Regions from separate parts of the Mus musculus genome. Here regions 1 and 3 are each linked to region 2. The links are chromatin loops, found by intact Hi-C in ENCODE. Cell type or tissue: left cerebral cortex. All regions are shown on one strand. Each heading gives the region's core, and the rest is flanking DNA. Links, peaks and the distances in the headings are about the cores only.

The links. A loop is a pair of places that touch in the nucleus more often than their neighbours do. Peaks named below come from ENCODE experiments on the same cell type or tissue, not always from the same donor. Only the 100,000 strongest peaks of a DNase experiment are listed, where the experiment ranks them.
Region 1: a loop joins it to region 2, with 4 times the contacts of the local background. A loop is called at or near these places in 21 of 42 quality-filtered maps.
Region 3: a loop joins it to region 2, with 2.6 times the contacts of the local background. A loop is called at or near these places in 4 of 42 quality-filtered maps.

What each region holds. Positions count from the first base shown.
Region 1 is chr14:25,455,518-25,465,747 of GRCm38, reverse strand. Zmiz1 (zinc finger, MIZ-type containing 1) reads right to left here and starts at 6,563. Exons shown (of 24, transcript NM_001310666.1): 1 at 6,192-6,563. In left cerebral cortex, for the core only: CTCF peaks have their summits at 5,999, 6,217, 7,021 and 8,024 (motif pointing right); DNase peaks (open chromatin) are centred at 6,264, 6,576, 7,416, 7,997 and 5 more places; H3K4me3 peaks cover 4,721 bases; H3K27ac peaks cover 4,784 bases.
Region 2 is chr14:25,562,081-25,572,310 of GRCm38, reverse strand. Zmiz1 (zinc finger, MIZ-type containing 1) reads right to left here. Exons shown (of 24, transcript NM_001310666.1): 4 at 183-291. The coding sequence starts at 242. Among named protein-coding and RNA genes, the nearest start is that of 4931406H21Rik, 20 kb to the left of the region's middle. In left cerebral cortex, for the core only: CTCF peaks have their summits at 4,873 (motif pointing right), 6,188 and 6,387 (motif pointing right); DNase peaks (open chromatin) are centred at 4,870, 6,400 and 6,838.
Region 3 is chr14:25,221,638-25,231,867 of GRCm38, reverse strand. No RefSeq gene overlaps it. Among named protein-coding and RNA genes, the nearest start is that of Gm32379, 15 kb to the right of the region's middle. In left cerebral cortex, for the core only: no CTCF peak of the experiment used is centred there; DNase peaks (open chromatin) are centred at 4,604, 5,175, 5,457 and 6,452; H3K4me3 peaks cover 561 bases; H3K27ac peaks cover 2,124 bases.

The DNA of each region.
Region 1 (10,230 bases), core at 3,340-8,339, 110 kb after region 2:
AAGCATGTGGGAAAAAAAAAACCTGATGGACAAAAGATTCGAACTCCCCCATGTTTGAGGGCAAGGGACAGAGACAGGCAGAGATGAGGATGTGTGCACATCTGCATGTGTGCTGGAGGGGAAGAGAGATAGACAGTAGACCCACCAACAGGGGAACAGGCCCGTCCCTCAAACCCTGTTTCTGGGGACAGGTGCCTCAGGAAGGTTCATAGCCCTGGAGACTCAAAGCCTGTTCTGATGGTCCCAAGAATAAGCCATTCTAGTTACTGAAGCCTTCCCGTCACTCCATGTCACTCCTCAGCCTCAGCTTCCCCACTGGCTCTGACAAGGATTTGACTGAGGAGATCTTTGGAAGGACATATCTGTTCTGACAGCTTGCAATGCAGATATGCTATAGAAAAACATTCCCCACCCCCAACACACACCACCACCACCACCGGCATCCCAAGAGACCTAGGAAGGCAGTTCCTATCCCCAACCTGCTGTCTAGGGCTAGGGCTGGGCAAAGCAGAGTCTCCACACACCGTCTGTCTTCAACAGCCTGCCACGGCCAAAACCTTGAAGTGGTTACAATTACAGCCAGGCTAACAGGATTAGGGGAGCGTTGAAATCTAAGAAATCTAATTAGCTCAGACACCCCGGCCTCCCCCAGCACAATCCTGTAGTCACCCTGGCAGCTGGGCCTAATGGGAGGGGCAGGCTCCGGGCCTTCAGGGCTACAGTCATTACCTGCACAGGTGTGCCTGGCCAGGACAGGTCAGACTTCCTGGGAAGGTATCCTCTGAGCCTGCCCAGTTACCCACTGCCCACAACCCCAGCAGCCAAAGTGGGTATCAAAAAGTGGCAGTCAATTCGTCTCCAGATGACCAGATGCAAGGGTGGTGGCCATGGGGGAGGGGAGGGAGACTCCAGGGGCCCTAAAAGGGTGGCCACCTTACATAGTGTAGGAGACTGACTCAGCCAGAGGAGGGGCAGTTTGAGTCACACTCTGTATCTATAGAAACCATAGCAGCCCAGGGACAATCTTGCTTCCTCCTCCAGGGCCAGGCAGAGCTGAAGCTGGTACATTCAAACACCTAGGCAGGCAGGCAGCATCTGAGGTTCGGTGTAAGCTCTAGATGGGGGGACGGGGCAGGGGGAAGAGAACGAACTCGAGTGAGCTGCTAGTGGCGTAGACCTTGTATAGCCAGATGCAGGGAAGTCTACCTGCGCCCCTTCCTGGAAAGAACTGCCGTTTCTGCTCATTCTCTCATCCCACCCCTGGGGTCGGTCCACACAGGTTTCTGTGGCACATCCCTGTATAGTTGGGGCTGTTGATCAATACACTGTGATGTAGGGATCTATACGGCCTAGAGTTGAGTCCTGGCTTAGGCACAAGCTCTTGACCTCTCTCTGAGCTTCAGTTTTCTTTTCTGTTAAATGGAAGTAATTCCATACAGTAGCTGACACTGTTGTTAACGGGATCAAACAAGTTTGGAAAAAACGATTCTAGATGGACCATTACCCGGCAAAGGAAGGGGCTATGGCCACACCCTTTCTCATGTACACATGGCAGGCAGCCAGAGGCTGGTGGGTAATTATTTATTTGGACTGGTCTTTCAGCCCTTGCTGGACAAGAGCTCCTAAGAGTATCTTGCATAGTTCTGGACCTCGTGGGCCACCGTCTTTGCTCTGTGGATTCTCATTAAACACATGAATAGTCAGTCAGTCCTGAATCCCCGACCTGATCCCTACCCTCATTACGCAGCTCCTCCCAGGTTGAACACAATTCAAGGGAAGAACGTGTCAAGAGGCAAGCCTAGAGCCGATGGAAGAGAACCCCTGCATTCCTCTCATCTCAGTTAGGCTGGAAACAGCCACTGGAAGGGTGCTCCCCACCACCCATGTACACATCATTACATTATGATATGGCACACACAGATCCTACAGGACTCGGACCTCACGGTCATTAAGGGAAAATGAGTCTGTGGTTGGGAGAGGCCAAAGCATTTTAAGCCCAAAAGTTCATCAGGCTTTCAGAAGGCCTGCAACTCGTTCACGGCCGCCCTTAAGTACAGATGCTGCCCAAAGCATCATATCACAGGAAGCAGGCAAGCTGAGGCTACCAGTCAGCTGTAAGCTAACAGGGAGGTAAGGATAATAGAGCAGCCTCTGGAAAAGGATTCCAGCAACCCTTACCCCAATCTGGTCCTAGACGTATTCTGCACAAAAAGTGTGCGTAACTTTCAGGATGAAGACTCAAATGTTTTATCTGCCTCATCCTCAACCATGTAGGATGATAGGAGTTCTGGGCTTGGACCCATTTTACAAATCAGGAGACTGAGGCCCAGCAGAGTGACCTCCTGGCCCACACAGCTAGCAAGCCACAGCCATCTGGTAGGGTTTTCTTTCCCCCTGTCCAGTGTCTATGGTAGGTTGGCTGTGTGTTGCCTCCATGAGGAAGGGCCTAACCTCAGCCTCATGGCTGGAGCTTCCAGGCTTCATGCACCCAGGCAGGCTGGCAACCCCAGCCTCGGGGTATCTTCAGAACAAAGATGCTCCCACCCCACCCCACCCCCAACCCCCAGAGAGGGCTTGGGTAGAGGCCACTGTGTCCTGCTGAGAGGATCCAGTAGTCACCAGGAGAAACTGCAGCCACAGGGTCAGGGTCAGGGGTAATTAGGGCAGCAGCCTTTGTTATCTACACAAAACCCTAGGAATCTCATAAAGATGCAAGAGAGGCAGGGGCCTGGCAAGGACCCACAGGAGCAGCTATGAATGAAAATTTATGGGACCCAGTCACTATCCCAGCAGGCCTTACCATGCTGGTATCATGCCACCATACCCAAAGATGTTTCCCCAAATTCACTCTCTGCTGTACAGATTTCTTACAACATTTTACCCAAAGACTTGGGTCAAAACTACCCAATGAACCTGGGGCTGAAACTAGGTATCCAAGCTTCCCCTTGCCCCCAGAGGACATATACAAAGTTCAGGTTTGTGGATCTTCTCAGCTGGGTCCTTCCAGCTCTTGATAGGAGTGAACCTGTGGACAACTATGCCATGTTGGGTCATTTAAACAGTAGCCAGGGATGAAAATGTGGGATTACTATGGCTAGGGAAGTGTTACATGTGTGTGTGTGTGTGTGTGTGTGTGTGTGTGTGTGTGTGTGTGTGAGAGAGAGAGAGAGAGAGAGAGAGAGAGAGAGTGTGTGTGTGTGTGTGTGTGTGTGTGTGTGTGTTGGAGGGGGTGTTGGAGCCAAACCCCAGTTTCTAGGTCTTTCTTCATTTGCCCTAGATCCCTCTCCCTGACTTTCCCTTAGAATGAAAAAAATAAAAAAAGAACATTTTGTCCCCACAAAGAAGCCAGCAGCCGTTTCTGCACAGACAAGGCTATTTATTTAAACTTTTTTTTAAAAATAAGTCCAGTCCCCTCTGTGAGACTGTGAGCAGTACTCAGAAAGTCTTACAACTGCAGCTCAAGTCTTGAAAACTCTATAGCTCCTCCCCCAGCCCCAGTTCCCAAGTTCCCAAGACTAAACTTCTGATTCGTATGAGAAGATGAGGTCTCCTAACCGTGTGACTTGGGGCCAGTGATGCTTCTGTCCTTTGGAGAAAAACAAAACAACCAAAACCCATAAAACTCAGAGGACAACACCATCTCCCTCTAACTGCACTCCTCGCTGCACACGCTCCTAGGCAGATAGATAGGGCTTTCAATGTGCCTTTTGTTTGATGCTGGCGTCTCCACATCCTCTTCTTGAAGAGGGAAAGGTCAGCACAAGGCTCCGGGGTGTTCACAAGCCCTCTGCCTCGCTCTGGGGCCAGGAATTCCCCCTTCTTTGGACCTCTTAAAAAACCAGTCCGGATAAGAAAGGCCATGAGCTTGCGCCCTCATCTAAACTTCCCAAAAGCTCACAGGCAACTAACTCTTCCACACTCCAGTCACCGCACAAGCATAGAGAGGCAGGCCCCGGAATTCACCAGCAACCAAGTCGCCTGTTTCTCCAGCCCCAGCCACCATCCCTTTATCTGTACCTTCAAAAAAACAATAATAAGCAAAACCAGGCACCTCTGGGACCAGCCTCTGGCCTCCTGCCCTGCCCTGTGTAACCAGCCTGTCCTCACACCCACGAGGGAGGGAGGAGACTGCACTAGTCAACCCTCTGGTCTACCAGGCCCAGTTCCCAGGTTGCAGCAGAAGCAAACTGTTGCTTAAGAAAACCATTGGCACCAGGAGGCAGCTGGAGCCAATGGCTCTCTATGTAACGCCAAGGCAGGGGCTTCCACAGGCGCAGCTCACAGACCGCCCTTCCAAATCCGGGGGGTTGGTCCCCAGTGTCCATGCGCGGGGCTGTCCACCCACGGGGCTCCAAATGTCCCTGGCAGTGCAGAGAGGAGGGAAAGGCTGGCCGAGCGGTGCACTCACCCCGCCAGCCCAGCCGCCAGCCAGCTTCTTGGAGATCTCAGAGAGAACATTTGTTTGGGCTGCCAAGTTAAATCTTCCTCCCTCATGTCAGGGCATTGGAAAAGCAGTCAGGGGAAAGGGGAAGGGGGAGAGCGTGGGGGAAGGAGCCGCGGGAAGGAGGGCGGGAGAACGCGAGCAAGCAATCCAGGCGGGCAGGCTCAGAGCCCCAGTTACTCTTAGCACTGCCAGCCCAAGAAGCTGCAGTTCCCGGGGGAGACGTTGACCGAGGTCTCGGCATCGAAGCAGAGATCTGGCCGCCGGGCCTTCCAGGGCTCCCGGGTCGGGTGCCGGGATGCCCGGCTCCTTGAGCCCGGGCTGTGGGAGAGGCCCTTCACCCTGCTCCGGGCTGGAGGCACAAGGTGGAACTGTAAACCAGAGAAAGGAAAAGTTTTCGGCAGGTAGAGGGAAGGGCAGAGTAGCCGCGGCGATCCGCTGTCCCCGGGGGAGGGTGGGGGGCCCAAGCCCGCAGTCCTGGCGCGCTCCTGTCCGCTAGCCCTCCCGCCCGGGTTGTTTACATTCCTGGAGTGTCTTTTAAACCGGAGGCTGTGGCCGGCTCCTGGCCTTCTCCCGCGGCTTCGGGGCAGTCTCCCGTGAAAATCTGCTGGCGCACAATGGCCGGGAGAGGAGGCCGCCCCTCTCCCGCGCCCCCACCGCTCCAGGGCGGGGAGCCTGCCCTCTGCACCGCGCCCTCTCCCCGCCTGGCCAGCTTCCTGGACAGATGTCTCCGGCCAGGGGGCGACGCGCTCCCGCAGCCTGCACCGCGACACCGAGGCCGTGCTCCCCACTGTTTTCTCCCTGGCCCTGACGCCAGGAATGTGAAACAAGCTTTCTGAGCTTCCCTCCCACAATCCGGACCGAGCTTCAGCTCCGGCCCGGCCCCTCAATCTCCTCCCGGGTCGGCCTCCCACTCCCCCGGGGCCACCGCCGCCGGAGACAGAGAGGAAGAAAGAACACGGGGAAATTACTTTCGTATTTGCAACGCGCGCGCACACACACACAGACACATCTTCCCCTTGGGCTCGCCTCCCGACTGGGGCAGCCCCGGCCAGGCGTTGGCCTGAAAGCCCCTTCGGCTTCCGAAGCCCGAACGAGAAGCCTCGACACATCTCTTCAACGTGTCCTGCTTCAGCCACGCGCCGCGTTTCCCTGGGCTATTCTCCCCCCAAAACAACTTAACCGCGCCCCCATCTCCCATGTACAAAAGTGTGTTCTCCATAGAAATTCGGAGGCACAACTTAACACCACCAACCCTTGCCACCCTAGAATCCAGCGCCTTCCCGGAGGTTCTCCTACGCACACAGGAGCACAACTTCACATCTTTCCAAAAGAGGCAAGGGAGAAGCAGCCAGTCCTTCCCGGGTCCTCTCCTCCCTCCTCCGAATCCGTATCCCGGCTGGCTCCCGACTGATCGGAGCGACGGCTGGGAGGCGCGCCGGCAGGAGGCGGGCACCGAGTCCGAGCGCACAACCGCACCGGCGCCCCGTACACCCGAAGAACCCCGGGTCCCCGCGCTCATCCGGAGCCGCTCTACACAAGCTGGGCGCTCGCTGGTGGCCAGAGCCTCCGCCCCCGGCGGCCAGAGCAGCGGGCCGAGCCTGCACGGCTGGCTTCTTTCGCCCGGCCAGAGCTAAACCTTTAAGAGGAAAGCCCTAGTATAGTACACGGCGCTCGCACCCCGATGATCCGCCGGGAGCGGGTGGAAGCCTCGGTGTTAACGGGCGCTTGGCTCTGTCCCCAAACTTACCGGGCGCTGCGAGCACCACTGCCACCGCTGGAGGACGCGCCGCCGCCACCGCCGTGTAGGGCAGGCTGGAGCCGGGAGGAGCGCAGCGAGAGCGCGGAAATCCACTCGGCTCCGACTCCGGCTCCGGCTCCTCACCGGCCGGGGCTAGGGTCAGCGCGCTGCGCGGGCGCTGCTCGCTTGCTCTGCAGCCGGATCGCTGCTCGCCCGGCCGGCAGCTTGCTCTCCCGGGCGCCCGCCGCCGCCGCCGCTCGCTTTTTTAATGTCCACAGACAGTGAAAAGGAACTCGGCGTTAGGGGGTGAGTAAGTGAATCAACTCGCCCGGAGCCGAGCAAGTTGAAGTGTCAGATTACATTGGCTATTCTATTTCCAAAGGGCCCCGCGCCGCCGGCCTCCCGCAAAAGCCGGCACGGAGTCACGGCGGGAGCGGAGTGCCGCGCCTCCGGCGCGCAGCTCTGCTTGCCTTGGTTCGCTCTCCATCTGCGCGCTCGCTGCGCTCTCCTTTTCTCTTTTCCTTTCCTTTCCGCCTCTCTCCTTTCCCTTCTTTTCCTCCCTTTCTTCTCCGTTCCCAGGTCTCAGCTCTTTTCCGAACCCTGTTAGGCACCGCGCCACCCTCACCCTCCTCTGCTGCTCGTTCACTCTCGTCCCTCTTCTCGCCTCCCTTCGCTGCTCTTTAACGCCCCCCTCTCCGCATCCCATAAGTTTGGAGCGGAGAGACTGATGTGCCTAGGAAGGGATCACATTGGTAGGAGCAAAATTACTTCCAGAAGGCGTACCCCGCTTCCTACTGGTCCCCTGCAGGAGTGCACTGAGACCTCAGGTGCTGTCAGCTATCTGAATTGGGGTGACTGGATTGCTAATGAGACACTGTGTGCGAAACTTCCATGTAGATTTTGGGATTATTCCTAAAACAGGGTGAGAGAGGGTGAGAGGACCCTAACCTTCACTACCACCGGTGACGCAGGGGAGACTAAAGTGCGCCTCCATTGACATCTTGAGAAAGAGCGAGAGGTGCAGCGAGAACCATAAATACCCACTACTACTTGAAGTTAAGAGCAAGGACGCCTTAGTGCCTGGTAGGGAGCGCCTGGGGCGCTGAGAGCCGAGCGCTCCCGCTTTGCAGAGGTGGAAATAACCCAACCAAGCCCACAGCCCAGGGCTGGGCTCCACTCCTACAGTGGCGAAGAGCACTCACGAAGCAGTTAGGTGCGCTCACTTGCGGAGGTTCCCCTCACAGACCGGCCCCCAAGTGTATCCAAGTGCGCACTCCCTTTGGCTCTTGTCCATTACCACTCACACAGAAACTCCTACACAAACGGCAAACGGGTTTGCGCCTACCTTACAGCATGGCACGCATACTTCTCATAGCACGCATGACCCCCTCCACACACTTGTACACACACTTTCCATCCCAGTTATGCCCGTGCACCTGGAGTCATACAATTGAACACACAAATATAGTGTACACCACCCCCGGTACGTTTAAAAACAAAACAAAACACGAGGCATTCCCCCGTGCACTACCTCTCACATTCGCGTACACATACCACACATGTTCCCCTTACTCTTCCACATCCCTTCCTCAACCCCACCCGCCTCTCGATTAGAGGTAATGTAGTCCTAAAGACAACAAGCGTCTAGGCTGGACCCGCGCGCGCGCGCGCGCGCGCACGCGCTCCCCTTCAGGACAGGCGGGGGAGGCTTGGGTCTGAGCCCGCTAGGGACTCCAGGTGTGGCGATAACTCCGTGCTCCGCGTTTTGCAGGCAGCCACGGTGTCGGAGGCGAGGCGAGGAAGGGAGCTGGAATAACAAAGGCAAGTTGGGAAGAGCGCAAGGGGGCGCAGCCCTGGCCGGGCCGCGGGGGGAGCCCTGCACTGCCGGGTCGTCGGAGGCTGCTTGGCCGCCAGCCGGGGGAACCGGAGGTGGGGAGGAAAAGTGGGGGGAGAGGGGCGGAGCCGCCGCGTGACGTCAGAGAACAATGACACCGCTGGGGGCGGGTTTGGGCAGGCAGCCCGGGCGGGGGTCTTTCTCAGGGCCTGGGGCGGGCGGATGAAGTCTTGGCCTCGCCAAGGCGGCAGTTTGATTGACGAGGTCCGCAGGGGAGCGCAGACGTGCCACGCAGACTCGTGAGTCCTGAGCCTCCTGGGTGGTGATCAGAGCGCACCGCAGGCCGACAGGGGAGCCGGCCGGACAGCTCCCCCCATCACAGACCCCCAGTTTAGAATATCCTTCAGAGGGCTGGCTGATCTGACCTCGGCTTGAACTCCTTCAGGGCCAGAGAGATCACTCCTTCCATCACCAAGACAAGAAGGCAAAATGCGTTTGCTCGCTTTGAATCCATTCTCAAAGCTGTGACTGTCTGGCAGCTGAGAACTCAGCCTGGAATTCCTGAGGGTAGACTGCAGCTCAGGTCCACAGGGACATTGGGCAAGGGTATCTGGGTGCGGGGGGGGGGGGGGGAAGCTACCTTTCTGGAGGCAAATTCTGACTCCTGCTGCTTTCGGGTGCAAGTGGGGGTGGGGTGGGGGCGGTGCTCATTTCTGGCCTCAGTCCTCGGACCTGTCACAAGAGATGAACTGTTAGCAACTTGCTCCACCACCCACCCACAGGTGGCAGCTGAGTATCCCCGGGGAAAGTGGGTGGCATGAAATCACTTCCAGACCTCTAGGGACACTGGAATGGCCTGGTCCCAGTACATTTACAACAACAAGAAGAATACCTCCCCCGACTCCACCCCAGCTTGTGGATGGCCCGGGTTGGGCAGGGCAGTCTGAGAAATCCTGGAAAGCTGGACTTGAAAGATGAGAAATCAGTTTGCTGAAGAAGCCACAGGCATCCTGCTCTCAGGCACAGCATCAGCACACCCAGGAGGCCACCACCGTCCTCAGCACCAAAGCCCCTGTCAGCCTTAAGATGCAAGAATAGACCCAAACAACAGCAGGGCCAGCTCCCGTTCCCTTGATGACCACCAAGTCAGGGCACTCAGCTCTGTGGGTCTTTCTCCAAATTTGTAAGTAACCTGAGCTAGTCACCTCTAAGAAGTGGAGAAAATGGTGACCTATGGTGAACATTCATGTTCAAAAGCTCCTGCCCAGAAGAAGGCCTGTCCCATCCCCTTTCTTTAAAAAATTACATCTCGTTTATTTATTTATTTGAGGGGAGGGACACACATGAAGATCAGAGGACAACTTTGAGGAATCATTTCTCTTTTTCCACCAATGTAGGTCCTAGGGATTGAACTTGGATCCTCAGTCTTGATAGGGTGTACCAATGGTGAGCCATCTTGCTGGTACCCAACCCCTTATTTCTAGCCTACATGTACACCTGGAAATCCAGAAGTAGCTGCAGAGGCTGGAGGAGTCTAGCAGGACAGAGCCCATGTTGCTTTCAGCCTTCCCCGCCCACCAAGCATGACAGCTTGAGGGCAGTAAATCTAAGAACTCACACCCAGGCCTCTTCTGAGGGCCCACACCTGAAGCACTGGGATTCCCAGGCCCTCCTTATCTCTGTTTCTCTGCTCAAGGGGTTACTGGGCCAGCTGGCCCCCTCTGGAGTCCTAGAAGGGATGGTTTATTTAGTGCCTACTGTGTGCTGAGTGAGGACATCATGACATTCACTTACTGCCTGCAGTTAGGGACACTACTGTCCCCTCCAGAGGAAAGTGAACTGTCAATCTTGTCCACATGCTGCTCAGACTCTCATTAACGAGGCATCTTGTTAGCCAGCCACTCTGCATTCTTATCCAGAAATTCTGTGTAGCCCTGGGCAAGTTGTTCTCCCTTTCTGAGCCCTCTGTAAACTAAAGGCTAAGTCTCATAACACTGATCAAGCCTTGGTGTTTGTCTACTCCCTGAGTTCCCAGTCTCAGCTTCAGCAGCAGTAGGGCCTGGGTGGAAACAGAGATGGAAAGTCCACTCTGTCAAGTCGACTCAGGTTCCTGTATTCCCCCTGGCTCAGAAGGCAGCTTCCGAACCCACCAGACTGGGGGTTGTGGAATGCAGGCTCTGCTTACACCCACCTTTCCAGCAGGCTTAAGTGCCT
Region 2 (10,230 bases), core at 3,326-8,325:
AAGCAAAACTCCCAGAGAAGGCAGGACACTGGCCCAAAGTCAAACAGCTGGATGGGAATGAGGTGCGGCTGGCATTCATATGTGTGTAAGTCTAGTGTTAGCTGGTGCCCAGGGACCATCCTGCTGCAGCACAGACCTACTCCTTGCCCGTCCCACCTACCCTGCCAGCTGGCCACACCCACCTGCTTGATGCACTGCAGACGGTCATTGGTCTGCTGGATGTGCCTGTCCATAGAATTCATTCTGGCCGTTTCGCTGGGTCCTACCCGAGAGCCATGAACGTGGTCCAGCCTGAGGAGAGAGGAAAGAGGGTGTCATGAGTGGGGTACACCCAACAACCCTGTGCAGCTTCCCAGCTACCCTCCCATTTCCACATTGGCAGGCTTGCCCCAGAGGGGCCCTGGGTGCACAGCTTTATCTTAAGAGGTTTCCAGCAAGAAGGTGAAAGTGGGGCCTGTGCTTGTATTTCTTTTTCCCATTCTTGTCCTGCCTCTCCTTTCACAGTCCTGTCAAATGTTAATACTCTCTGACACCCAGCTCCTTGTCCATCATTTCTGTATCATTTCAATGTTCATTGATGTCCTGGATAGTTTTATGTCAACTTGACACAAGCTAAAGTCATTCGAGAGGAGGAAACCTCAAGTGAAAAAAAAAAAAACCAAAAAACCAAAAAAACCTCCATGTATTAGTTAGGGTTTTACTGCTGTGAACAGACACCATGACCAAGGCAAGTCTATAAAAAACAACATTTAATTGGGGCTGGCTTACAGATTCAGAGGTTCAGTCCATTACCATCAAGGTGGGAGCATGGCAGCATCCAGGCAGGTATGGTGCAGGAGGAGCTGAGAGTTCAACGTCTTCATCTAAAGGCTGCTAGTGGAAGACTGACTTCCAGGCCACTAGGGTGAGGGTCTTAAGCCCACACCCACAGTGACACACCTACCCCAACCAGGTCACACCTATTCCAACAAGGCCACACCTCTAAATGGTGCCACTCCCTGGTCCAAGAATATACAAACCATCACATTTCATTCGTTGGCCCCCATAGACTTGTTCAAACACATGAGTCTATGGGGGGGGCATACTTAAACATAACATAATGCAAAATGTATTTAGTCCAACTTTCAAAGTCCTCATTGTATATAGCAGTCTCAACAATGTTAAAAGTCCAAAGTTCAAGGTCTCTTCTGAGATTCATTCAATCACTTAACTGTAATCCCCAAAGAGAGGCAGGAAACCAGCTGGGCAAATTCCAAACTCTGCATCTCTATGGCTGATGTCAAAGAGGTCTTCAGATCTCCACTCCTTTTTCATCTTTGTTGACTGCAACAAACTGCTTTCTCCTGGGCTAGTTCCACTCCCTGTTAGCAGTTTTCCTCAGCATGTATCCCATGGCTCTGGCATTTTTAACATCTTTGAGTCTCCAAGGCAATTTCAATGTTACAGCTTCTTGTTTCAGTGTCTGGGATTCCACTTGATCTTTTGGGCTCCTCCTAAGGGCTGGCATCGCTTTTTCAGCTCAGCCCTCTGTAGCACTCTAAGCTCAGGTTGATCCACTCCACTACAGCTGTTGTTCTTGGTACAGATCCCATGGTACTGACATCTCCAATAAACTGGGGTGTTCCACTCCAACTAGACTTCACCAATAACCTCTCATAGGCTCTCTCCATGGTGCCAAGCCTCAAATCCTTTGCATGACCCCTTCAGTCCTGGGCCATCAACTTCAACTGAGGCTGCACCTTCACCATTGGCCTTCCACGGCCTCTCATAGTGCCAAGCCTCAGCTGCTCTTCATAATCCTTTCATGCTTTCAAAACCAGTACCACCTTAGTGACTCTTTCCCATTACCAAGTACAGCTGCAGCAGGAGGTACAACCTTGGCTCTCTGGAACACAGCTTCTTTGTGCTCACAGAAATCACTTCCCAGAAGATTTCACTTCAGTGACGCTGGTCTCTTCTTAATCACCGCTAATTTCTTAACTCCAGCTAGCCAGCACTGATTGTCCAAGTAGTCCCTTCTATTATTCACTCTAAAGCCAGAGCCACATGGCTGAAACTGCAGAGTTCTGCTGCTTGCAGGAACTAGAACATGACCCGCTTGTACTATTACATTATCACCAGCTTTCTGTTCTCCAACTCCTTCACTACCTAAGATTGGCTTTCCTGGATCTTGCTATGCAGATTGACCTTGAACAAGAGATCAGCATGCCTGTCTCCTGAGATTAAAGGTGTGTATCACCATGCCTGGATCTAAATTTAGCTGGGTAGGAGCTTGCCCCAAGGTCCCACTCCCTTAATCTCCTAGAACACAGGATTTTGCTCTATTTCACTTCCTGATACCACTTTAATACACACACACACACACACACACACACACACACACACTTTTTTTCGAGACAGGGTTTCTCTGTACAGCCCCGGCTGTCCTGGAACTCACTTTGTAGACCAGGCTGGCCTCGAACTCAGAAATCTGCCTGCCTCTGCCTCCCAAGTGCTAGGATTAAAGGCGTGCACCACCACCGCCCGGCTTCGAACCATATATTTTATATTTTTCCTTTCTAAGCTTGCTATGCTTGTTCAAACATCTCTTCATAAGACTTAACCAGAAAACAAAGTCTCTGCTAGGCTTTTTTGAAACTTCCTTTGACAATGCAATTAATCTGAGACTCTTCACCTTAGCCTCAGGCAGACTTTTCAGACAAGAGCAAAAAGTAGCCAAAATACCACAAAAACAGTCTTTATGACACATTCTGAAATTCTTCTCCTTTGAAATCTCTTGGGCCAGGTCAACACAGTTCAAATTACTCCCAGCAACAAAGTCTTCCATATTCCTACTAGGATGACCCATTAAGCCCCATTTAAAGCATTCCACTGCTTTCCAAATCCCAAGTCCCCAAATCCACATTCTTTCAAATAAAAGCATGGTCAGGCCTATCACAGCAATACCCCAGTCCCTGGTACCAACTTCTGTCTTAGTTAGGGTTTTAGTGCTGTGAACAGACACCATGACCAAGGCAAGTCTTATAAAAAACAACATTTAATTGGGGCTGGCTTACAGGTTCAGAGGTTCAGTCCATTACCATCAAGGTGGGAGCATGGCAGCATCTAGGCAGGTATGGTGCAAGAGGAGCTGAGAGTTCCAAGTCTTCATCCAAAGGCTGCTAGTTGCAAGACTGACTTCCAGGCCACTAGGGTGAGGATCTTATGCCCACACCCACAGTGACACACCTACTCCAACCAGGTCACACCTATTCCAACAAGGCCATACCTCTAAATAGTGCCACTCCCTGGTCCAAGAATATACAAACCATCACAATTCCATAAGATCTGGCTGTAGGGGGCTGGAGAGATGGCTCATTAAAAGCACTGACTGCTCTTCCAGAGGACCCAGGTTCAATTTCCAGCACCCACACAGCAGCTCATAACTGTCTAACTTCAAGATCTGACACCCCCACACAGACATACACGGAGGCAAAACATCAATGCACACAGAAGAAAAATACATTGAAAAGAAAAAGATTGGATTATAGATAGAAGATCCTGTGGCTATTATTTTCTTAGTTGGTGATTGTGGGTAGTGTCACCCCTGGGCAGGTGGTCCTGGGTTCTATAAGAAAGCAAGTTGAGCAAGCCATAAGAGCAACCCAGTAAGTAAGCAGCCCCCTTCACTGTGTCTGTGTCAGCCCTCTCCCACCCCTGTTTGATTTTCTACCTTGGCTTCCCTCAATGGGCTGTGACTCAGTGTATGGAAGCTAAATAAACTCTTCCCTCCCCAAGTTGCTTTTGGTCATGATGTTTTATCACAGCAATAGTAACCTGACTAAGACCATTGGTCCAGCCATCCCCACATCCCTACACCCATCCCCACATTGTGTTTCCATCTGCTCCATCTTGTGCTTCTGCTTGCCCGGGAATCCCAAGATCCCCAGTGCTGGGGCCAGCAGTATGCTCGTGAACTGACTCTTGGCGTGTGTTCATAATCGCAGCATTTGGATGGTTGAAGCAGGACAATCAGAGTCTGACAGAGACTGCAATATTCCCACATTGTAGGTGAGGAAACTGTGACTCTGTTTACAGTTGATCCTGTAAGAGCCAGAGCAGAATCCTGGGTTCCCTGTTCCAACCTATGAGACAGGTTCTGGGGAGTGCCTAGGGGGTCCCTGCTGGAGGCTATGAGGGGTGCAGCACACCCTGGCACCTTCCGGGGTGCCTCATGCAGAGGCTGTCTCCTCCTCTCTGCATACTTGCAGAGAGCCTCAGCTAGCACTCCAGTGACACAGAGATAAACCACAGGGAAGGCAGAGATAAGGGGTAGAAGTGGACCCATGGAACACCATCGGACAGGTTATCTTGGTTCTTGGCCTGTGAATGATCATCTCACTCTAAACATGGGCAAATAATGGCAGCCAGGATTCCTGTAAAGTGTATGTTTTCTAGGGCTGGAGAAGTGGCTCAATGGTTAGGAACATTTGCTATTCTTGCAGAGGACCTGAGTTTGGTTCTTAGCAACATGTGATGGCTCACAACTATCTGTAACTCCAGTTTTATGAGATCTGACGCGCTTTTCTGGCTCCTCAGGTATCTGGTGTGCATGTGAGATATATATATATATATTCAGCCAAACACACATACATATACGGTGTGTGTGTGTGTGTGTGTGTGTGTGTGTGTGGCTGACTTCTAAAGCTGGCTAGGACAAGGGTAGTGAGCCAAAGAAGCCCAGAAAGTCAAATCCAGGTCATCCGAGTGACTGGCTGGGGACCCAGAAAGGAAGCACAAAGAAACCCCAGGCCTGAAATACCAGCACCCAGCTCAGAGCCTGTAACCAACCAGGAAAAGACCTCCATGGGCATACCAGCCAGCAGGGGGCACTCTAGACAAACCACAGCATCCTGAGGGCCAGATGCTGACTCCAGACTCTCAAGTCCTCTGAACACCTCTACCTTCTCCATCATTTTAAAAGCTCGAAGGTGTCCTGCACTCTAAAATACAGGAGGGCCTTGTGCAGTCGTCCCTGGCTTCAAAGCTTCAGTTTCTCCATGGATAGGAGACAAGAGTCACTGGTGGCTCCACCAAGTTCTGCCTCCAAGGAGGATCTTCCAGGAAGGCCATGCCATTTAGGACCAGGAACTCAGAGAGGTCTTGACACATGCTTGCACATATCGATATCTTCGGTAGCCTAAGGATGCTCTGCCCACCCACGGAAGCTTCTAGCAAGTATGAGGAGCTTGCACATCCCTGGTCAGCAACCTTTCAGCCCCAAGGCTGCTTTTCCCTTATGAACGCTGTCAAGACCCCAGGCCTCACTTCAGGAGGCAAATAGCAAAGAGACAGACAGTACCACTCTAGATCAGGCTAACCTCCACAGGGTCTCTGGATTCAAAGGTCTTCAGGATACCTGTGGGCAAAGTTGTTCCCAACTTGACAGTCCATTTGATTTTGTTTTGGGGAACCCAAAACCCATAATGATTTTGTCCTAGATGACATGGTCTATATCTGTCCAGGTCTGGGCTCCATCTTATGGAATCAAGGTGTGACCTGGCTGGGCTTCCAACACTTGTGAGACTCATAGGACATCAGAGAGGTAACTGTCAGGAGACATTACAGACAACAGGAACAACAGAGGGAGTCCCTGCCCTCCTCCCCAAATACAATCTCATTGTAGTTCAGACTGGTTTCAAATTCATGGGGAATCCTCCTGCCTCAGTGCTGGTATTACAGTTATCTAGCTATTATATATTTTCATTTATAAAATAAAAGCTGAAGAAAGAGGCCCACACAGCACACTCCTTTACATTTATTTTTTCCAGATGGGGTCTTTGTATGTAGCCCAGGCTGGCCTTGAATCCATGAAGCTCTTGTTTGAGCTTCTTGAAACATTATACTTAGTTGAGGTGTCACTTTGAAACTGCTTGTATCAATAGTAGAGAATGGGGGCCAATAACACAGGAATGAACAGAGATGGCAGGCCTGAATTCCACACTGCAAGGTGCAAGGACTTGAAAGCTAAGGGTCTAGGGCCTGAGGAGAGGTTAGCACCAGGCAGGAAAAGGGGGTGGGGCATGGAAGGGACAGCCTGGCTTCTGTACACACTGTTTTCACTGGCTGCCCAGTTCCGAGGCAAAGCCTTTGAGAGATGAAGTGCAAGGCTGCCAGCGGGGCTAAGCTAGAAACCTCTGCCTTTCTAGCCATTAGCATGCTGCTCTTTCCATGTCCCCCCAAGACCGGTGGCCACAGTCTCCTGCGTACTCCTATCTCAAGCCATGGCTGGGTCCCAAATGAAGCCCTTGTTCCATCCCATTGGTCCAAAGCCAGTGGTTTGCAAGGCCACCCAGAACCCCATCACAGCACCCTGTTGTCAGGAAGCGGCAAGCCGTTGGCGGCCAGCAGAGGTCGCCCCACTGCCACAGAAGCACCACTCAGCTGTGTTTGCCTCCAGGTGCCTTTAGACAAAACCATCAGTGGAAGCAGCTCTAGCACCCAGGCAGGACCTGGCTCTCTACCAACCAAGAACCTGGTACCAACCTGGTAGCCTTTTCCAGTCTGCTGCCCTCTGATTAAGTGTGGACTCAATCAGGAAACTTTTCTGTGGTCCTGCCATCCCTGTCCTTGTGTCTTTCTAGTTAGCCTGGGGGGGTCTACAGTGGGTGGGTACCTGCTCTGCTACCCTCCCACTGTGTGAACAGGGCAAGAAGCTGGGCCTCAGTTTGTATATCTGTAAAATGAAGGCCTGGGCTAGCCATCCTCTGGCAGCCTGCCAAACGCCAGAATCCAAGGGCTCCAGCTGCCTGGAAACTCCACCTCAGTAGGAGCAGCACATTCAACTTTAAAATCCAAAGGTTCTGCCCAAGCGGTGGAGCCCGTAGCCTGGAAAACTCCCGGAAAGCCTCTTCCACCACTCCACCAACCCCCTGCCAGATGGCCCAACGCCCCAGGCACTGCCTCTCTTGAAGCTATGCCTGACCAGAGACCATTACATGTATGGAAGTTTTTAGCTGGTGACATGGTAGTCAGGCTGAGTCTTCCCGATTTCCAGGGGTGGTCGTGCTGGGAGAAGTTTCTGTTGACAGTATCATCTCCTGGCAACGCTCAGGTCAAGCTGGCCCCGTGCACTTAAAGCCTCCTGGAGAATGAACTGCAGAGAGCTGAAGGGGGACTAAGAAGCCAACCTCTTCAGCTACACCAGTGGAAAACAGTGGACAGAAGCCTCAAACAGGCGAGAACTCATCTGGCTGTCTTACATATAGGGTCTTTCCCTGGACACAGGGGTAGAGAATTTTTACTGTACAGTGGGCACTCGGAGCACCCCAGTGTGGGAAGAGCACCTCACAACCATCTTACAAATACTGTGTTTTCTTTTCCCACTTCTCAGGCCTAGCGAGTAAACCCGAGCGTCTCCAGGTAAAGGTGTTTTCACACGGCACACACATCTACGTACCCCTCTGCACTCTCCATAGCTGGTATGTGCACACATGGGCTGTTGGCCCAGATGCACTGGAGCACACACATCTCCTGACAGCTTGCACAGGCAAGTAGCACATCTCTGGGGAGCTGTGTGAGCAACGGTGTGCAGAAATGATTCAATCACCATGCACATCTGCAGCGCGAGTTGGGGGAGGGGGGAGGGGGACTGGCAGCAGGGCTGGGAGACTCTGCCCATAGCTTGACTGGAGGCTGTGTTTTGAAACAGGACCAGGGGGACAACCTTGCTCTGGCAAGAAAGAAAAAAAACAAAGAAAGAAAGAAAGAAAGAAAGAAAGAAAGAAAGAAAGAGGAAAGGAAAGGAAAGGAAAGGAAAGGAAGAAAAAAGAAAGAGGGAGGGAGGAAGGGAAGGAAGAAGGGAGGGAATGAGGGGTGGGGAGGGGGAAGGAGGGAAAGAGAGAGAGGAAACATAGAAGCCAGACTTTAGGGTACCACCCCAATCTATTCCTCCAGCAGTGTGGTGGTTTGAATATGCTTGGCCCAGGGAGTGGCACTACTTGGAGGTGTGGACTTGTTGGAAGAAGTGAGTCATTGTGGGTATGGGCATTAAGGCCCTCATCCTAGCTGCCTGGAAGCCAGTCTTTTCCTAGTGGCCTTCAGATGAAGATGTAGAACTCTGAGCTCCTCCTGTACCATGCCTGCCTGGAGGCTTCCATGCTTCCATCTTGAAGATAATGGACTGACCCTCTGATCCTGATGCCAGGCCCAATTAAATGTTGTCATTTATAAGAGTTGACTTGGTCATGGTGCCTGTTCACAGCAGTAAAACCCTAAGACAAGCAGCTTTAGAATTTTAGGGGGACAGAGGTCATGGAGCTTGGTCCTCTCCTAGCCTGTCCCCCTCCTCCCACTGCTCTTAGCCCACATCCCAAGCCCCTCACTTGGGTGGCTCGCTGCCTCCTAGTCTGAGGTCTGAACATATTGCTACAGCTGTGACTTGGCCTGCCCTTGGGTCAGACTGCCTGCCCTTTCACCGCTAAAGGTCCAGCAAAGTGTAGTTGGCAAGTGACACTACTCACTCACTCTACTCCAGTCCCCTCAGTGTCACTGTCACACACCTGTCTCCCCTTCAGCCAGGATGGCTGACAGTTATGCATCTTGAAGCCCATACCCCAAATGTGCTCATGCAGTGGACCGACGAGGGTGAATGCTATGGCTAAGGTACTGAGACTGAAACCTTAGTTGTAACTGGGGGATCTTGGGCCTGGCTGGTACCGGCCACTTAGGACAGTGTCCTTAAGGAGTGATACGTGTCCCACGGGTGAAAAGAATGACTTCAGGTAGCCTCTGTGCAAACCTTTTCCATTTTCACAGTGAAGTCTTGGTCTAGGAAAATGACCAAGGGTGAGCTCACAGGTCTTATTTATGATGGAGTTAAACTACTTATCTAATGGCTGACCTAAGTGAGCTCAAAGGTCATTTTAAATGTAGTCTTAGTTGAGAGTTGGGTAGGATGTAGTGGTGGGGAATGAGGTAAGGGAAGCTCTGATGTCGACCTCCACCCTCCTCATCTTAAAGGAGAGGTCATGGAAGCTCAGAGAACCACCTGGGAAGCAAAGGCAGGCGAGGGAGGGGGCAACTGTTTCTTCGGTGGTCTACTCCAGGGGAGGCTGGAAGACAGGCAGACAGGAGCCAGAGAAGTGAGGAAGCTTCAGGCAGCTGCTGGGGACCAGCTGTCCTTCTCGAGAGCAAGCAGTGAGGACAGGCCCTGAGCAGGCAGGAGATCCGCATAGGGTCGGGTTCCAGTGGGTGGTGGGCTGGGAGCCAGGCCTTCCTGACTGTGGGCTTCGGGAAAGCTCTTTCACCTCCCGAGCCTGTGACTTTTTATGGGAGGACAAGAAATCTCCTCCCTTCCCTGCTGGGCTAAGGGACTGAGCAAGCAGAGATACTTAGGAGACAGGTTTCTGAAAGACCCACACCTGCTTCCTCTAGCGAAGCAGCGAGCACTCCATGACCAGGCTCCGTAAGGCCAGCGGTTCAAGGTGCTGTGGCTCCATTCTGGAGGTCTCTGGAAGGATGGGGCTTCTTTTCTCAGTGACCCAATCTCCCAAGCACCCACCCTGTCCACGGAAGCATCCACTGCTGATGTTGGTTAAAGAAAAATAAGTATAGCCTCCGCCTTTCAGGTTCCTGGAAGGCAGCCCCACTTGGCTGTGTCTGACATTCTGCCCCGGACTGAATGCTACTCTAGAGGAATGACACACACTGGCTCTGAGAAAGGTCACCACTGTCCCCACCCACACTAGGTTGAGGACTGCAGCTATATCTGGGTTCTTTGTCCTTTGGGCACAGGATGCCTTCAAAGCCATGCAGTGCCCTCAAGTCAAGCGCTCTGTCCCCTCTGGGCACATTCTAGGTTTTTGACTCTGCACACCCCATACCCCTACACACAATATGCAAAGAAAGGCTGGTCCAGCCTTAGACAAGGCACTTGGGGCTCTCCTTCTCTGACAGAACCAGTCCCCCCACTGAGCCTGCAGGGAGCAGACATTAAGTTCTCTGTGTCACCTCACTTGATGTCAGCTCTGTTATGACTTAAGTTTCAGTTATCACGGGCTGGCCACTGAGAGGAAACTGAGGCTCTGAGGGCCTCTCAAGACGCAGTGACCTGCTTAAGGCCCCAGTGCTGAGAAGTGGTGCCGGGATTCTGCCCCTGCTCTGACCACAAGGGCCTCTGCTGCACATTTCTTTCTGCACAGGAACATGGCAGATCTTCATCAGCTGGGCACCTCCTTCCCATCCCCACTG
Region 3 (10,230 bases), core at 3,383-8,382, 340 kb after region 2:
TAGTGGGTGGAGCGAAGCTTGGGGGGGCCATGGGAATCCAACATAATCAGAAGGGTGGAGCCCTGTGCGAGATTAAATGTGGGTGGTCTCTAAAGAGCAAAGAGAGGCTAGAAGACACATTTCCCATCTCTCTTCTCTTTCTCATGGGCCTCACCATATGGCATCCTACACATCTCTAAGATTTTGCCAGAGAGAAGGCCAATTATCAGACTTGAGCTTTTGACCTTGGACAAGAACTATAAGTTCAAAGAAACCTCTCTTATTTTTAACTTTACAATGTCTCTGGTCTTGTTTGTGACTTTCATCATTTCTGGCCTTGTGTCACGAACATTTGAAGTTGGTTCAGGTAAGGGCTGCTCCCCTGAGACTCCTCCTTCCTTCACTGGGGATTACTATAAAGAAGTTGCTTGTTCAGCAAAACCTCTAAGAAGATCCACAGCAACTTTTGCTCCTCCTAATGTGCCAGGTACACTGGACAGTGGATGCCTTTACTTGTACCCTCATAGCTTTTGTTGACACACTATGCCACTTTTATAGTTACCCATGAGCAATGTGGCCAGCTGGGCAGAGGTGTCCCCAGCATCCAGAGCTTTGAAACATAGTGAAACCTGGTGCTGGGGGATCTGGGATCTAAGTCCCTAGCAGATAACCACTTCCATACAGTATTGTTATTCATTACTATTATGCATGCACATGCCGGTGGTAGCGTTGGTGGGGACCTAGCTCAGCCATTTTAATGGCAGCTAACTTCATTTCTCTGTGTTCAGCTTATGCAGAGGATCAGGCAGAGCTGGGCAAAGTTGCTTATCCCAATCTTGTCAGTGAGACTCAGAAACGGAAGTGGGGCTGGCGATGCTGGCGAGAGGCCCCAGAACCACACAAACACGGTGGGTGGTACATGCTTTGTTACTAAAACCTCTCCATCAAAAATCAGCCCACCAACCAGATAAGCTAACAGAAATGGAGACAATGGTAACGTCTATGGCGGTGGAGGCCAGTGGGAGGCCTGTGTTCCTTCTGGACCTCAGTAGTCACAAAGAATAGGAAACATGCATGCTTGCTGAGAGGGAGGGCTCCCCAAGCAGGTGCTGGGCCAGCAAAGTAAGGTACAGAGCATGGGACCAGAGGCCCAGCACATGTTAGGCAAGAGCTTTACCTCTGAGATACGAGATATACCCTTGACCTTTTTAAAAATTATTATTTTGAGACAGGGTCCTACTGAGTAGCCCAGGTTGGCCTTGAACTCACTCTGCTGCTCATGAAGGTCTTGCACTTTTGGTGATCCTGTCTCAGCCTCTCTAGGAATTGCAGAGAGGCTCTACCAGAGTCAACATGACAGTTAAGTGAAGCAGAGGGGTTGGGGGAACCTATTTGGGTATCAGAAATACACGGGATGTTATGGAATCAGTGGGAAGAGAGAAAGCTGTATGTAAAGAATCTCTGAATTCCATGCCTATCCCTCACTGATTTGTAACTCAGGGGAAACAATCTGACCCATGTATTCTTCAGTCTGTTCAACCAGAAAATATGGTAATTATATTTCAATCTCCAGAAATTACGGAGGGAAATTAGCAATGAATTAAGTCACCTAGGCAAGGCTTCTGGGTGGTTGAGTGTCTCCTGGCTGGGGCAGAATAAGCGAACTCTTATTTTATTTTTTAATTATTATTATTTTTTTTACCATGGTGCATCTCTTCTGGTCTACACATCTTCACATCTGAATTCAGTGGTGGAAGTGTGGCTTTCCATTCAGCCTTTTGTGTATGGTGTTGTAGTTTAATTAGAAATGCTTTTTCTGTCCTGGTAGCATGTACCCTAATGACCTGGCTTAAAAGGGAAGACACTGAAGTACAATCAACTGAGTTTTATCTATGGTGGTACTTCCTGGGGCTCCCTGCTCTGGACTGAAGCCTGACAGGCATCCCCACAGGATCCCCACAGCCAGTTGGCCCCCCTGGCTTCCCCAGGGAGAAGGTGCTGGGGAGGGGTCAATGGGCCTGCAGCCCATCGGGAGGCCTGGCGTTTTATAAGCAGTGAGTACCCATATTTACTCATGCTTTCGCTCAGCATTGCTGGGCTGCAGGCGGCAGACACTAACACTGGTTAACTTCAGCAAAAAGGAATTTATTGGCAGGATGTCGAGAGCTTGGAGAAGTGACAGGAACCTAGAGAAGCAGACTCTGGGAAGGCAGAAGCCTGGGCCTTTCTGATCACCTAGCTCAGGAGCTGTGACCATCACATACAGAAGGGAACATCTGGTCTTCATGCTGCTGAGGTTGAGACGGTGACCTCCAGCTTAGTCTCTGGATTCAGTGTCTTTCTTTTTTTTTTTTTTTCCCATTCTTCTTGCTTGTCTGTCAACCGAGGATTCCTCTTTTCTAGGCTTGTTGAATTCCCTGCCTTAAAGTGAGGGAAGTGGTGAAGTCATGCTTCCACTGTGGACGGAACTGTCGATCCTAGCATCCTTTGTAGGACTCTGTAACACAAGGTCTGTACATCCTTTGAGGAAGGGCACAGACATATATGTATCAGCGGGTCAGTTACATGTCACCTGGGAAAACGAGTAGCAGGCAGTGTTGTAGAACACTGTCAAGGCTCTTCTTGGAGATGGCAGGACGCTAAGGCAGCAGCAGCAGCAGCAGCAGCAATGACCAGTTGGAAGAAGATCCGTGCTGTGTGCTCAGCATGGGAAGCAAGGTGGCATCCTGCATGTAGTGACCACATGGATTGGTGTCCTGAGGACTATTCGGCTAAGAGCCCAGCTGTGCCCTGGCTGTCTTGCCGCTGCCCATCTGCCAGTCTATCCACCAGGCCTGTGATCTTCCTCACCTTCTATGGAATAAATCCCTGGCTGCTTCAAACTGACCAAGCAGGAGTCTGTCGCTGGCAACCCAGAAGCTTGGCTGACACTCTGAATGACTCTCAGCAGATGTGTGTTCCCAGAAGAGAGGTCGAGGCACGTTCCTGCTCCCCCTGGGATCTAGGAGCCTGGAGTTGGACCTTTGGCTTTCATAATGGGAGGCAGAAGCCTAGAATTCCCCTCCACCAAGACCACACACAGCGGGGAAGAGGCAAATTCCAGAAGGAACACAGGCTACTGTTAAATGAGGAGTGTGGGAGCACAGTTAGCAAAACAGGACACATGTGCGCTAACCAGTCTCTTTTATCCAAGTAAATAGAGTGTGCATCTTATGCGCAGGAAATGGATCTCTCTCTTCCTTCAAGTACACCACACGCACACTGCAAGCCGGATGCGTGCAGACACGGTAAAGCCTGCGGGATACAGCACTGACTGCCCTCCAGACTCCCTGGAGTAAAGGCACCAAGGATGGCTCCAGAGAAAAGGCAGGATGAGTTAGGCCTTGGAGGAGGACTGCGGGGTGGGACAAAGAGAGCAGGGGACGGAGCCACAAAAGCTTAACATGGTCTCAGCATCACACAGGGCCACAAGCACAGGCTCAGAGGAGAAGTAGGGGCACAGTGGGGCAGTGTCTGTGGGAAGATGAAAGTTTGGGGAGAGAGACTGAGGGTCAGACTGGGGTTTGGAAATATGAGCTTGAACATACTATAGCAATGGGTCAGGGGACATGTTCCTTCAGGAAAGTTAGGCCAGTCTCTGAGAAAGTTGTGTGGAAGGTGAGCAGCATGAGCAGTGGCTGGAGACTGACACAGTGCCAGAGAGAGGAAGCCGGGGCTGCAGGTTGGAAGCCTCGCCTATGGATGGCCTGGAGCCCCAATTAAGAATCTGCTGGAAGAAGCGCATGTGTCCAATATTGGGGCCTTTGGTGTGGAGGAGCTGGGAACCACTAGCAGTCAAACTCTGCTGCTGTTCCCAGCTCTGCCCAGCTTGCTAGCTGTCTGCATTTTCCTTTGCTTTCAGCCACGGTGACTTCCAACAGTGCTCTGCAGAATCTCCAGGACTTCCCAGAAGAGGCCCGTCAGAGTCTGCCTTACATGTAAAAGTTCTGCTTCAGATGTTTGTCATCTAAGAGATCCTGCCGTTAAAGTCCATGCCAGAAAAAAAAAATCAATGGATAAGCTTTCCAAGTTCCCATGTGGCTCTCTTACCACCCTGGGTGACTAACATGGCCTGGTTTGCCACACACAAGTTTCATTTTATCTAACCCCATGTTAAGATGACCACACCCAGATAAGCTAGAGGGTCGGTACCCTCAGTTTTAACATTCTGCTCTTAAAAGACAGGCTACCGTCTGGAGAGGTCACGGGGGGGGGGGGGGCGCGGCAGGCTGAACACTGGGGCTAGTGGCCTCTGCTGCCGTGGAAGTGGCAAGAGCCTCCTGAAGGAGTTGGGCAGGAGACCCCTAAGGCAACTGGGACAGCTACATGAGGCATGGGAGTCTCTGGAGCATAAGAGATTAGTTGATGCAGTCTGGATTGCTAGGACTGCTTCCCTGGGACTGGAGCCACTGGTCTGGTGTCAGGATCCAGAGAACCCTAATATCGTCTGCCTAACCCCACAGCAGCACATCCTCACGGATAGGCACAAGGCCAGAGATGTTCAAGGATAAGTCAGTGGCTCCACAGAGCATGTGCGGTTCAGGCTCCCTGCCCCACCAGACTTGCTCATCTCATCCGTGGAACTCCAGCTCCAGCTGTAGCCTCCCTCCTGGAGGTCAAGGATGGCACAAGGAAGGAGTGGCTTAGACACTAGCTGCTTCCCACTGGTCAGGGCTGCTACAGTGCTTCCTCTTGAAAAGAGGCTGGGAAATGGTGTGTTTCAGCTGAGTGGAACCAAATCAAGAGAGAGAGAGAGAGAGAGAGAGAGAGAGAGAGAGAGAGAGAGAGAGAGAGAGAGAGAGCACTCTTGTTTGGATAATTCGCGGAGTCCTCAGGAGGTTCTTAGAGGATTCTAAATACACTGGCCATCCAATCTCCCTATCACAGGAGCTTATGTCTCAGAGTCCCCTGGGTCCCAAGTGCCATAGATGCCAGGCTTGGCATGATCCACACTGCTGGGGTGCCACCAACAGGCTGCCGGAAACCCCATTTCTTTTCTCTTCCCAACAAAGCCAGATGGCAGGCAGTGTGACTCCATCTCCGGCAAAGTCCAGGGGACTTTGTCCCCTCCCTGCTTGGAAGGCTGTGCCCCCCTCCTGATGCACTTCCTGTGGCCCACAGCCCAGCCTCTCTGTGAGTGAGATCCGCCCTTCCCCCTCCCGCGCAAGCCCAGAGCGAGTCAGCCCATCTGGTTCTATTTCACTTCGTGTTACTCATCAGGATGTGTTTGCCAGGAGTTATTTGATGTTCAGGAAGAATTCTGAAGCTTTTGAAAAGAGGTAAATAAAATCCTTTATCCCCCAAAGAGTCGTGAAATTGTGTTTTGCTCAGGAGGTGGCAGGCAGCCATGTGAGGTCTGGAGGCCCCTGCCTAGCCAGGCACAGGGGCTGGAGTTTCAGGATTTGTTCTTCTGTCAGTCAGTCTGCATCTCCACTCCTCCAAGCCCTTCCTGATGCTCTCTGGGGATGCCCGAATTTGGGAACAGATGAGGGCTGCCTGTGGGGACAGCCCAGCCTGTCTCTTGCTCTTCAGCCAAGAAAGCTTTTAGGGAGCTCGCTCCTTCTGGTCCTCAGCCCTGTCACTCCACAGCCGTGCATATGAGCTCCAGGGGAGGGACCAGAGGGAGCCGTGTTCCCTGCCACAGAACAACCTGTGAGGGTGACTGACAGAGGGCCTGGGTTGGGGGAGCTCACCCCATCTGCTAGGGTCTGGATATCACAAAGCAAGGGAGCTGACATTCCTCCAAGCTCTTGTGAATGGCAACAGACATCATAGATGCTAGGAGACCCAGAAGGGCAGGCTCTGCCCCTGAGACTGTCCTACAGAGGAAGGTCCCACCCCCTTTAGCATCCATTTCTCCCAGAGTCCATGCAGCCTCCTATTTCTGCCCAGAGAAGTTTCAGTGCAATGTTGAAGTTATCCCTGACAAGGGCTGGATCCTCAGGTCTCCTTAATCCAAGGTGGACCCCTCTCTACCTTTCTGGGGGCCCTTAACCGTCCTGTTGAGAAGAGACCAATATTTGTATGATTGGTTGCTGCTTGGTCAGAATCTGAGGGTTTACTTCCACCCAAAACATCCCTATTCTATGCAATGCCCCCCACATAAGCAGCCAGGCAGAGGAGTGTGGGCTCACCCCTGTACCTCTTGATCTGTCCTCCCTATTTACAGGGATGCCAGAGGGCTCCTCCACAGCCCGGGGCAGTGTCATCTCAAATCCTACAGTACGTGAGGCTTCCCACCCACTGCATCCCTCGTGACAGCTTACAACCCTGACTATTAAACATTGATCACTCAAATTTAACATCCTATCTTCCCTTTGATATCTTCAACTGCTCTCTGCATAAGACAACAAGCCTCTTTCTGCAGCTCCGTATGAGGGAGACTTCAAAGACTTCTTCCAGGTCCCTCAGCACTGCAGTTCTGGGATTCTGCCAGCGAGACTGTCAGGAGGAAGGTTTAAGGCATCCTCTGCTGGCAGCATCTTTGGGACTCAGGCCTGTGGGGAAAGCTCCATGCATTAAGTCCTGGATTCTGGAGTGATCTGTGCATCATTGGGAAGTCAGTCAATGGCATGATAATTCTTTTCTAGAAGTATCTGTGGATCATGGCAAAGGATTTAATTCAGAGGCAGAGGCATTGGGCTTATATCTTTGAGGAGCCAGGCCTGTGTCCCTGAACTGTCCCCTGTCCAACTCTGGGTCCTCAGGAAAGTTCTGGATTCCTATCTGTTAAATGGATATGATCATTCTTAGCTCTCAGCAAAGTCCTTGAGCAGAGGGTGTGGGTACCTGGCCCATCACAAGATGCCATTCTGCTCTCTCTTGGTCCCACACGGGGTGGGCACATTCCTGGACAAGAAGCGTCAGTGACAGAGTGTGATAGGAAACATTGAACTCCTGAGAGCCAGACACTTGAGAGTCATAGCTGGCAGCCTGATCACCCGTCATTATCATCCTGTCCCTCACACGATCGGCAGGGGGCTTGTACTTTATTGTACCTATGTTAATTAGCATAGCTACCGTCTATGAAACACATCCCATGGGTCAAGGCCGAACAAAGTGATTGACCAGTGTCACCTCACATCAGCTCTAGGAGTACCTCAAAGGTAGCCTTCCTCATGGGACCTATTTCTGCATGAGCGTCTTCCTGGATAACAGACTCTACCTCGTGTTAATGGCCGTGTGGGGCTTGAAGTCAGGTCAGTGGGGCTGAAGTTCCAGCTCTTGTCTCTGTTTTCTAACTGTAGTGACATACTCCCAAAGGCACATGGTGTGTGTCTCAGTGCCCTTGGGGTTTGCAGTGGAAGATGTCATGGTACGGAGAGATGGAACAGAGAGTGAAAAAGACCTGTCTGTTCAATTTTGCACACCGTTTCTTTTTTGAGTAGCCATCTCAAAAAAACTGTTAACATTGTAAAACACCAGTTACAAGGTCATGGCTCCAGATTCCTTAGACTTCAAGAATAGACTGTGATGTTCCTGATCTCTAGAACTCTGTGGCCTCTAGCCCTCTGAGCTGCTGGGGTTGCTAGGAAAGGGACTGCTATCCCTTTGTGGGGTGTCCCCCCTGGGAGATGCTACTTGCAATGGATGATCTCTGAGTTTGGGGGAGCACTAGAATCTCCATTCTGTTCCTGAAGCATCCCCAGTGGACCCCAGAAGCTTGACTCACTGGCTCCACTGCCTCCTACTGGGGTCACACAGACTGCATCTGCCCCTTTGTCAGAGATTTTAGAGTAGTGTTTTTGCCCAGGGGTTCCAAGGTCAAATGGCTCCAGCTCCTCCCTTCAAAGCTTCCCTTGGTGTTTGTCTCCGCAGCTTCTAACTTTGCAGGACAGAGTGGGAAATGGAGACTGGGAGGAAAGAAAGGTGGTGTCATATACCTGCCGGAGAGCTGCTGGGGCTAAGGCTAAGGCATAGTACCTGGTTGCAGGAGGGAAGGGATGGATAGCCAGGAAGATGAGTGACAGCAGTTCTCCCCCAGAAGCCCTTCCCATCCCCCCATGGAGAACTCAGCATGGCAAAGCCCTTGGAGGGTACCCCACCTTGATCAGAAGCTTTCCCTGTGCTATGGGGAAGTTGCTGGTGTCCCCTAAATTGTAGGGCTGAGTTCTCCAGATGGAGCTTATCAGTGTCTAACCTGCTGCGTGCCCTTAATGAGGGAGGCAGACACTTGCCTGTGAGAGGAGCCCTCATGTCATAATGTTGACTTGCTGACTTATGACCGTTTCCAAATGGCTAGTTGACGCAGAGTCAGAGGAGCAATCCTCTAGCAACACCGCTCTTTGTGGGGTATCTGAAATCCCACATATAAAAACATTCCATCCCCCCTAAATGGTCTTTTGTCATTTTTGTAGATTTTCTTTGCTTTCTGTATAATAAGGAAGGGCAATGAATGAGGTAGATGGTGGACTGGCTTTGGGGTCTGAATTAGGACTTACATCATCTTCTCTGTGATTTGGGGCAATTTAATTACCATCTCCAAAACTCAATCCTTTGCTTGGGAAACAAGGTCAACAATGCATGACTCACGGAGTGTCTGGAAAGACCAAAGGAAGAGGCATTGGCAAACTGCCAAGCATTGGTATACAGAGGGTGCTCAATAAGTATCAATGAATGAGATAACAACTTCCTGATGTGGAGAAGACAAGATGTCTAGATACCTCTTTGTGAATAATCTCTTGATCAGAGCCTGGGGCTAGGAGCTGGGGCTGTGGATGGGGTTTTCTTGAGGGGAGCAGCTGAGGGAATTGGAGAGGCCAGGAGCTGCCTATGGCCGTCATTCAGTACTGACCCACTGGCTGGCAGTGTGTATTAACACGCCTAGGATTGGTTTGTGGAGAATCTGCACAAAGCATCAAGGAGCGGGGGCAACCTGCTCTCAACTCCTCTGGAGCATAGTCCCCAGAGATCCGACAGCAGGCTCAGCTCTGAGCCTGACCCTGGGAAACATAACAAACTAACCCATTATCCCCCATTATCATTCCCGTGCAGCTTCATTTGTCAAACCACACTGCTGTTGGAGGAGGCTTGATGGAGGACCCCAGCCTGTATCTGTGCTATGGTGCCTAAGCCCAGATCTGCACTAGAGTGAGAAAAGTTGCCTGCAGACTGTTCCATATTGGGGGCTTTGCACATCTCTTTGAATGCTAACTGCCTGGGAATTAGATAGCTTTGTCTGTTGTCGTCGTCGTTGTTGATCCGGTCAGCCATAAAGGGGGTGACAAAGAAAATGAAAGACCTGGCCTGAGATCACATCGTGGTCAGAAACTGTGAGATGAGTACTGAAGCGTGAATGTGGCTCCAGAACTGTGTAACCTCTATGTGGCGTTGTCTACAAGGAGGGGTTAAGCAAAGCCCACTACTGCCATCTTTTACCCAACCCCCACCCCAGTACCAATCTTACTAATCAATATTTCATTATCTCCATGCTCGAGGAAACTGATGTCGGCTTCCTTAAGGGACTTGCTCAAAGTCACACATGCGATATCATGTGAAGTGGCATTTGAGGCCAGGTTTATTCCTCTTCCGAGTCCCCAGTGCTGATCATTCTTTTAGGATCAGCCTACATTCATTCATTTATCAAACCTTTCCTCAGAGGCTACTACAGAAAAAAGCTGTTTTGGTTTTGTTTGTTTGGTTTTTGTTAGACACATAGCATTACAGAGGTGGCCATATGCATGGTCTTTGACCTCAGAAATCTCATCTAGCCCTCCATCTATCAAGAGACTCCTTGACCATGCTCTCTCTGACCTTGTCCTCTGAGTTCATGTGGATCCAGCTTTTAAAGAGGCAGGACAGGCAGGGGAGGGGGTACTTCCATGGAGGGATATGAATAAGGACTCCTTTTGCCTCAGCCCTTAGGAGTTCTCTCTGTTTGCTCCCTGCTCTGTGTGTCACCTCCATAGGCATCTCTGGTCCTTCCATGGAATTGGATAATAAAATAGCCTAGAGAGTGCAACGACAATTGACTTGCAAACTTTGACATACTTCACCTCTGAACACATCCCACTGGCCAAAGCAAACTACCTTTGAAATGACTAAATTCAAAGTGGGTTGAGAGATTCACATCCTACAAGCTTCAAAGAAGAAGAGAACTGGAATATTCATTAATCACCCAGATACTTAAATACCCAAACCCAGCCCAACCAACCAACCAACCAATTAATCAAACCCAGCAAAATACTAAAGTTTGGGCATGGAGCTTTTTCT